Linked DNA regions of Homo sapiens: region 2 is linked to region 1. A link is an interaction called in ENCODE POLR2A ChIA-PET data of the cell type or tissue named here. Cell type or tissue: HCT116. All regions are shown on one strand.

Evidence for each region. Peaks named below come from ENCODE experiments on the same cell type or tissue, not always from the same donor. Only the 100,000 strongest peaks of a DNase experiment are listed, where the experiment ranks them.
Region 2: POLR2A ChIA-PET joins it to region 1 with 5 read pairs; 2 of 35 experiments call an interaction of 5 or more read pairs at or near these places.

What each region holds. Positions count from the first base shown.
Region 1 is chr22:46,081,353-46,085,352 of GRCh38, reverse strand. The region is part of intron 1 of LOC124905135 (collagen alpha-1(III) chain-like); the gene reads right to left. Among named protein-coding and RNA genes, the nearest start is that of MIRLET7BHG, 2.6 kb to the left of the region's middle. RefSeq lists enhancers at 1-20, 1-292, 293-864. In HCT116, no CTCF peak of the experiment used is centred here; a DNase peak (open chromatin) is centred at 221; H3K4me3 peaks cover 3,184 bases; H3K27ac peaks cover 4,000 bases.
Region 2 is chr22:45,947,345-45,951,344 of GRCh38, reverse strand. It overlaps WNT7B (Wnt family member 7B), which reads left to right. Exons shown (of 4, transcript NM_058238.3): 2 at 1,199-1,425. Among named protein-coding and RNA genes, the nearest start is that of WNT7B, 28 kb to the left of the region's middle. In HCT116, no CTCF peak of the experiment used is centred here; no DNase peak of the experiment used is centred here.

The DNA.
Region 1 (4,000 bases):
AAACCCCAGGCCCTGCTATGTTCCCTATTAGGAAATAAGGCCACTAAACCTCCCCGTGCCCTGGCACGCAGGTGCACGTGTGTGCATGTGGGCAGACAAACAGACCTGCCCGGGAAGGCCTGGCCAGCTGGCCGCTTCTTGGAGAAAGGCCGCTAGCACGCTGACCGGCCGACAGAGGCCTTCTGGGCCACTCCCTCCCTCGGCCCGCCTTCCCGGTCCTGTTCTGGGCCTGCCCACGCCGCCATTTCCTCTCCGGGGCCCGCAGGCCTCACTTCCACTCCTCCCAGTCTGCAAATGGCCGGCGCCCAGAACCGCCTGTCCACATAAGGAGGCAGCAGCGCGTCTGGCCAAGGCCCAGCATGCAGGCCACTCAGCCAGAGCCTCCCTCAGCAGTGCTGAGCACCTACGAGAAGCCCACGCCTGGATGCCCAGTCCACCCGCTGCCAGCTTTGGCTAGCCCTGGACTGGGGAAAACCACCCTTCTTCCCACGGGCATCCCTGGGGTGGTGGAGAGCCCATGGCACAGTCATCCCCAGGTGTGGTCTGAGGACTGTGTGGCCCACTCCGACCAATGCACCTCCAAACACCAGCTCACCTCTTTGGAAACTGCCGACCTACCAGGAACCTCACGCAATGGAGAAATAAGAGGACACCTATGCACACGTGCAAACATTACACGCACACACCTCTGCACCTCTGCGTACCAACATGCTGTCCACACCCGGGGCACCACGCACACGCGTGCCGCAACACGCGTCGGTGAATGCTATGGCAGCACATGGGCTTTGAAGGATGGCAGGGCTGGGTTCAAGCCCTGGCCCAACACTTATCAGCTGGTTGAATCTTGGGGAACCCACTTAGCCTCTCAGAGGTTCGCTGCTTCCCCTGGTGGAATGGAGGTAATGAAAATGCCCCCTTGCAGGCATAGTCTGAGCCTTAGAAATAAGGCAAGGAAGCAATAGCATTTATGGGGTGCTCACCATGAACCCAGCTTTCCATGTGTTCAGAAAGTTGACACTTACTGCCTCCATTTTACAGATAAGGAAATGAGGCCGGAGAGGTGAAATGACTTGCCCTTGATCAACACGGCCTGGAAACAAAGACGACCCCATCTGAACCGAGACCTTGGGTCCCAGAGCCGGTGCTTTTCTGAAAGCAGGAGCCCCGGTACACAGCGGGCACCTGTGAACAGCAGCAGAGAGTGCTGTTGCTACTATTACCACCATCGCCATGCCCACCGCTGCTTAGAGGCTCTGCGGCCCAGAGGCTGGGGCCTTTTCACTTTGCCTCATCTTTCAGAGCGCCCAGACCAGGGCCATATTCCTCTTGCTAAGGAGGCGGGAGTCAATAGGCTAAAAGACCAGAACTGGAAGGGATGATGTCGTTAAAACCACCAGACAGCAGAGCTGGCTCCCAAGCGGCTCTGGCAAATTTCATCAACTTTTTACTTTTCTTATGATTTGCTAACATCTCCACCAACAGGTACATCCCTTAAAATAAACAAGCCACAACAAAGCACTTCTACGAACAAATGGATGTGGCGGCTGGAGCTCGCAGGAGGCAACACAGGGGGCGCGCCCTTCCCTCCTCCCGGCCACTGCCACTGAGGCAGGAACGTGGGAACGTGGTCTCAGCCGGTGAGAAACTGCAGAGCCTGAATCCAGAATTTAGAAACACAGAGGCAAACACTTACACGTATGGGAAAAGAAAAAAGCCTCCACTGATGGCCTCATAATATGAGCATATTTGCAAAATAAACAGTTATCATCATTTGCAAATTATTGTGGCTGTAAAAACTGCTCTGCCCTCAAGGAGGCTGATACAAACCAATAAATTCTGCACTTTGTTATCTTGGTGAGATAATTTTTTTTTAAGTTTATGGCTACTCTATGTATTTTACCTGCTGAGTTTTTTTGTGGGTGGTGTTTGGATTTAAATGTATCTTTAGACCATCCTAAATATGAATCATCTGATTTTTCATAAAGGCCTCAAAACAATAGGCAACTCGACACAGAACAGAGGTTTCACACCTCCCCTATAGAGATTAGTAAGATATTAAAATTATTAAGATGTTAAAATTAAAGTCAAAAGATATTAAAAACCACACCCACGAGTTTGAATTTAAATCTTGTGTTCCACTGCTAATGCTGCAGCATAAGAGAAAAATTGGTAATTAATTAAAACATTGATGGGCCTTTGACACAGGGCATGTGGGGTCTTAAAAGATGAAGACCAAAAATTAAATTCAAGTTTAATGAAGGTGATGATCGTTCCTCTGCCGAATTTTCCAGGGGATGAGAAGATCATTGAATAAGTCTGTTTCTATACACAAATGCAACTTGTTTATTTTGACCCCAGTTCTTCGAAATTGTCGACTCCACAATTGAAATATGCTGTGTGTTCCAACAAGTACCCAGCAGCCGTAATGACAGACCAGCCCATCTGTGCTGCGAGAATGTATAATTTCAGTCTATAGTGGAATTTATATAGAAGCGATGATGTGAAAAGTGCTTTGCGTGGTACTTTCTTCAAAAAAAAAAAAAAAAAAAAACTGCCGAGAAGCACTGGGAGCCATGGAGAATGCTGAGATTTTGGCCTGATTTTTTTAAAAAGCAGAATCCACAGCATTTTACTGATTTTGAGGTGGGGGGAGGGGTCAAGTGTTAACCAAGCTAAAAAACTAAGATGATAGTTGATCACATATAACGGTCCCAGGTATCCAAGGTGTACACAGGAAAGTGTGTTATCCATACATGTTAAAAATACTAGATAAATTTAATTGCAGTGGCAATATTAATTTAGAATGAAAATGTTCCTTTATGTGAATTAATTGATTTTTCTGCTACTTGCCCCTACCCTGTACAAAAAACAAAAATGATAAATTAATAATCAGGAAATTTTACCATCTCTCATTCCAGGACTTAGAATTAAGGGTCTATTTGCCTACATTAATTATACCAAAAAAAAAATATGAGTGGCCAGCTATTAAACATGTGAATTCTTTTAAAATGCTGAACTCTCCCCACTTTTCCCCCGATCCATTCCCTATCCATCCCCTTGACTCTTTTGCCTTTGAAATGTATTACGCTCTGTTTTTTTTTTCTATTACTTTTATTTTGCCACCAGTGTTTTATTTGATGCTTGCTAAATATTTGGGTGGCATGAATCCTCCAGCTTGCAGCAGCAGAATGTGGCTGTCATAATCATGAAATGTTTTAATTATCTCTGCTATATATGCCTGTTTCTGCAGCCCCAGACCCTCCAGTATCGACTGCTGGCTCATCTACGAACAAAAGCAGCCGCCGAGAGTCCTCGTGTGAGCTTAGCTCCGTTTACAGATTTGGTGCTGTCTGCCGAGGCCGGCCGCTCAGACCGAGGCCCGCGCACGCAGGGCCCACGCGCCTCCGAACTGGGAAAACAAAGATGGATTTCCATGGGAGTTTTCCTCTCAGTGCCGTTTAGAACTTTCCGGGTCTGATTCTTCCATTTTCTATATATCAAGACCCTGGCTCCCCTCAAGGGTGGGGAACCAGGCCGCATCCGAGGACGCTTTTGTCAGCCTGCCACAGCGTGGAGGTGGACATGGGGCTGTGCTCTGCAAAGCCCACCTCTGAATCAAAAGGATCAGCACTTTTGGAGGGGCAGGGACCAACAGGGACACCCGGGCAGCCACTGAGCCCAGCTCCTGGACAGAGGTGGCAAGGCGGGGGGACTCAAAGGTCTTTGAGGGACTCCCGGCCCTGCCAGCCACGTTTCAGGCCCTGGACGACCTGGGTGTCTCCCCCAACAGCTCTGCAGGTGAGGAACTGGGGTGGGATCCAGGACACGGGCAGGCCATGAGGGCACTCAGGGCTTCCCCAAGGGTCTGTGTAGTGAACGGTGCCCACGCGCACGCCACACACAGTCTGCGGTCAGGGCGGTGACAAGACAGGCCCAGCACTTTCAGGCGGAACCCCCAAGTTGAAATAAGTGCTCAAAAACAAAGCCCAAAACAACCGAA
Region 2 (4,000 bases), 130 kb after region 1:
AGCATTTTGGGAGGCCGAGGCGGGCAGATGACCTGAGGTCAGGAGTTCGAGACCAGCCTGGCCAACACAGTGAAATCCTGTCTCTACTAAAAATACAAAAATTAGCCGGGTGTGGTGGTGGGCAACTGTAGTACAGCTACTCGGGAGGCTAAGGCAAAAGGATGGCTTGAACCCGGAATGTGGAGGTTGCAGTGAGCTGAGATCACACCACTGCACTCCAGCCTGCGCGACAGAGTGAGACTCCGAAACTCTGTCTCAAAACAAACAAACAAATGAACAAATGACAATCCCGCTGATATCACTTGAAGTAGAGTGAGCGTGACCTGCGGGTTCTTGTCTAGGGCTTCAGGTCCTGAGAGTTGCTAGGAGATTAATGACAAAGTTCCCCTCAGTGGACCACTGCAAGGCTGCAGTGTTGCAATAAGGCCCCTGCCAAGCCCGGCACACAGTAGGTGCTCAATTTGCTGCAGGCCTAATTTCTTCCTCTGCGTGCACCCAGTCACCCTGACAGGAGAGAAAACAGCAACAGCCACCATTCCCGGTGCGGGCTTTCTCCCTGTGGTCGTCTGAGCCTTTGGTTGGGTGGTGGGGGATGGGTGTTTTATACCCCCATTTCATGGGTGTGGAAACTGAGGCTCAGACGGGGAGTGCCTTCTCAAAGTTACACACAGGTCGGAGCTGGAGTCAGTACCGGATGGGCTTGGCTGCCGGCCTTTTCAGCAGCCTGCCTGGCCCAGGTGCCATGGAGGGGCCATCGGGGAATTTATAAATGAGGGGAAAGCCCCATTGGTCGGGGAGTTGGGGTCTGCCGCTTAGAGACAGCGCAGACAGTCCCGAGTTGGCGGCTGCCACATCCCAAGCATGATGCTGTCTGATCTGAAGGGCTGTGTATCTGACTCAGTGGCCTGGAGAGCTGTGGGACTTGCGGTTGCGTGATTCTCCATTCTGAGGCTCAGAGGCCTGGGTGTGTGTGGCTGGGGTCACGCGTGTGAGTTGGGGTGAACTGGTGTGGTCTCCTGGGGTCACGCATGTGAGTTGATGGGAAACAGCCCCTTGAGGGCAGGGATCTGCTTGTGCCCTGGTGGGCGGAGCTAGTGCAGGGCCTGTGACTGAGAGGCTGAGTGGGGGAAAGGTGTTGGGGGTGAGGAGGGGCGCTGGCCGCCGCCGTCTCACGGCCTCTGTCTCCTCCCCTCCACAGAGCACTGTCATCCGTGGTGGCCCTGGGAGCCAACATCATCTGCAACAAGATTCCTGGCCTAGCCCCGCGGCAGCGTGCCATCTGCCAGAGTCGGCCCGATGCCATCATTGTGATTGGGGAGGGGGCGCAGATGGGCATCAACGAGTGCCAGTACCAGTTCCGCTTCGGACGCTGGAACTGCTCTGCCCTCGGCGAGAAGACCGTCTTCGGGCAAGAGCTCCGAGTAGGTAAGGGCGCCTCTGGGCTCAAGGGGCCCAGCCATTGTGGCCAGGGGCAGTAGGCCAGGCCACCCACTGAAGGCCAGCCTAGGCCGCTGTTCTGCACACATCTCCTGGGGGGCCAATTTCTTTGCCTTCCTGTGAGCCCTTCTGCGTGCCTGGCCTGGCCCTAGGCAGCACCACTGCTTCTGGGGCAGGGGAGGCCTCAATGGGAGCCAGGCTGTGTGCAGATGAAGGTCCTTGCTCGGGGCTGGAGGACATCGTCGTGACGTGGCCGTGGGCCCTTGGGCCTGTAGGCTGGTGGCGCGGTGGTGCTAGCGGTGCCGTGCAGTGGTTGGGGCCCATTCTTTCGCTGCCTAGCAGCCGTGTAGAGGGAGGCACGTTACCTCTTCTGGCAGAACCTCCATTCCTGTATCTGGAGAGCAGGGAATAGTAACACTTACTGCAGGGGGTAGTTGGGGCACAGGAAGTGCTGTGTGAATGTCGTAGATTCCGAGAGTGGAGCTGGGTAGAGGGAGCCGAGTGAACTGTGCAGGATGCTCCAGCATGACACGTGGAGCACGGGGAATCCAATGGCCGGAGGGCAGGGTGGGTGGGCGGGTGTGGGGAGTGGTTTGATGGACACCAAGCAATCACCGAAACCTGCCAGGTGGGCTGGCAAGATCCCTGCTGCCTGTGCACAGCCCCTGAGGCCACAACCCCTCCCTGTCCTCACAGCCTTGGGGGTAAGGCTTCATCATGCCCATTTTACAGACAAGGAGACTGAGCCCAGAGAGGGGCTTTAAAAAGTGACTTTTGGGCCGGACCTGGTGGCTCATGCCTGTAATCCCAGCACTTTGGGAGGACGAGGGGGGTGGATCACCTGAGGTCAAGAGATCGAGACCATCCTGGCCAACATGGTGAAACCCCATCTCTACTAAAAATACAAAAATTAGCCAGACAATCCCAGCTACTTGGGAGGCTGAAGGAGGAGAATTGCTTGAATCCGGGAGGCGGAGAGAGGTTGCAGTGAGCCGAGATGGCACCATTGTACTCCAGTCTGCGTAAAAGAGCAAGACTCTGTCTCAGGGGAAAAAAAAAAAAAAAAAAAAAAAAAAAAAAGGGATCTTTGGAGCCTGACCTGGGTTTGAATCCAGCTGTGTGACCTTGAACACGTCACTCGGGGCTGCTCAGGGCCTCAGCTTCCCCACTGGTGATGTGAGCTCCGAGCCAGTAGGCCCTCGTGTGGGTCCCCATGGCTCTCCCAGGTGCTCAGTAAACTGCTGTTGTGTGCATGGGAGTGGGGCTAGTGATGTACCCTGCCCTCCAGGCTGTGGCAAGAGGCAGAGGAGGGGGGGGATAACTGGCAGAGTGCCAGGCTTGCAGGGGTGCCCAGCCCATGGGCATAACATGTCCTTCTGATCCTGGAGCCGAGCAGAGCCGCAGCTGCCGGGACACAGGCCAGACCTAGGTTCTGCAGGGCTTGGAACGCTGGTGTGGGGCTGGGGGTGGCGCAGGGGAAAAGCCCCTGGGGCCCGCTTTGTGGTGAGCAGCCTGTGGGTGGCGCCTGGCACAGCGAAGAGGGTGGCACCGCCCGCTCCCTGGGGCCCCACCACCCAAGTGCAGTTCCCTCCCTCCAGGTGCCAGCTGTGGCAGGCAGGGCTGCCCATCCACCCCAGTGGGGAGGGCGTCGGCACGAGTGCTCACTCATGCCAGGGCCCATCTGCCTGCCTGGCCCCTCAGCGCTGAGCTGGCGGGCTCAGAGGCAGCTGTGGGTGCCCCTGCCTCCCGGCCGAGCCCCCGGGGAGTTGTGGTGGAGCTGAGCGTCGATCAGGTGTCCCTCGCTGTTCCTGCTAATCCTTGCTGCCTCGCTGCGCCAGGAGAGGGGCAGACGTGGAAATCGTCCTGCTGCTCGACAGAGGGCTGGGAGCTTGGACTTTATTTGGGACCATGAGACATGGGGTGAGGGACGTGTGGGCCACCCTGGGCATCACTGTGGGGTCCCCGAGCTCGCCTGGGGATCAGGCTGTGTGGCATATGGCTGTGTGTCCTGTCCTGTTCCTCGATCCTGGGAGCGCTGCATCCCGTCTCAGTCTCTTCTGCTAGGGAGCCCACCTAAGACACCCCTGTTGCTTTCCCGAGCGTTTCAGAAGCAAACATTTTGGCAGAGCTGTCCACACCCACCATCCTCACCTCACACCCTTGATCGCCCCTACTGCTCTTGGTCTGGGCCGCTTGTGACCTTCCTGGTGTCAACTTTTCCCCTTCTTCCCTGGCTTCTGGGCCCCGGCTTGTAGCCTGGACTTCTCTGCCCAGTCCCAGCTGGGAAGTGGCAGCTCCTCCAGGTGCACCTTGGCCCCCTCGCCCCGCTCTGCCCTATTGGCCGCAGGCTCACTCCTGCTCATGGCTTCCATTCCCTGCGACCCATGCGAACCTCTGGCCTGACACACTCAGCACCCGTTACTTAAATCTCCTGTCCCCAGCTTTCTCCCGGCCAGTTGTCTCAGCAGAAACCTGGTATCATTTCCCCATACACCTCAGGGCTCTGCCCTATGGCTGCAGCATGGTCTGCTTTTCTGGCCCTCCCCTGGCAGCTGTCACTGCC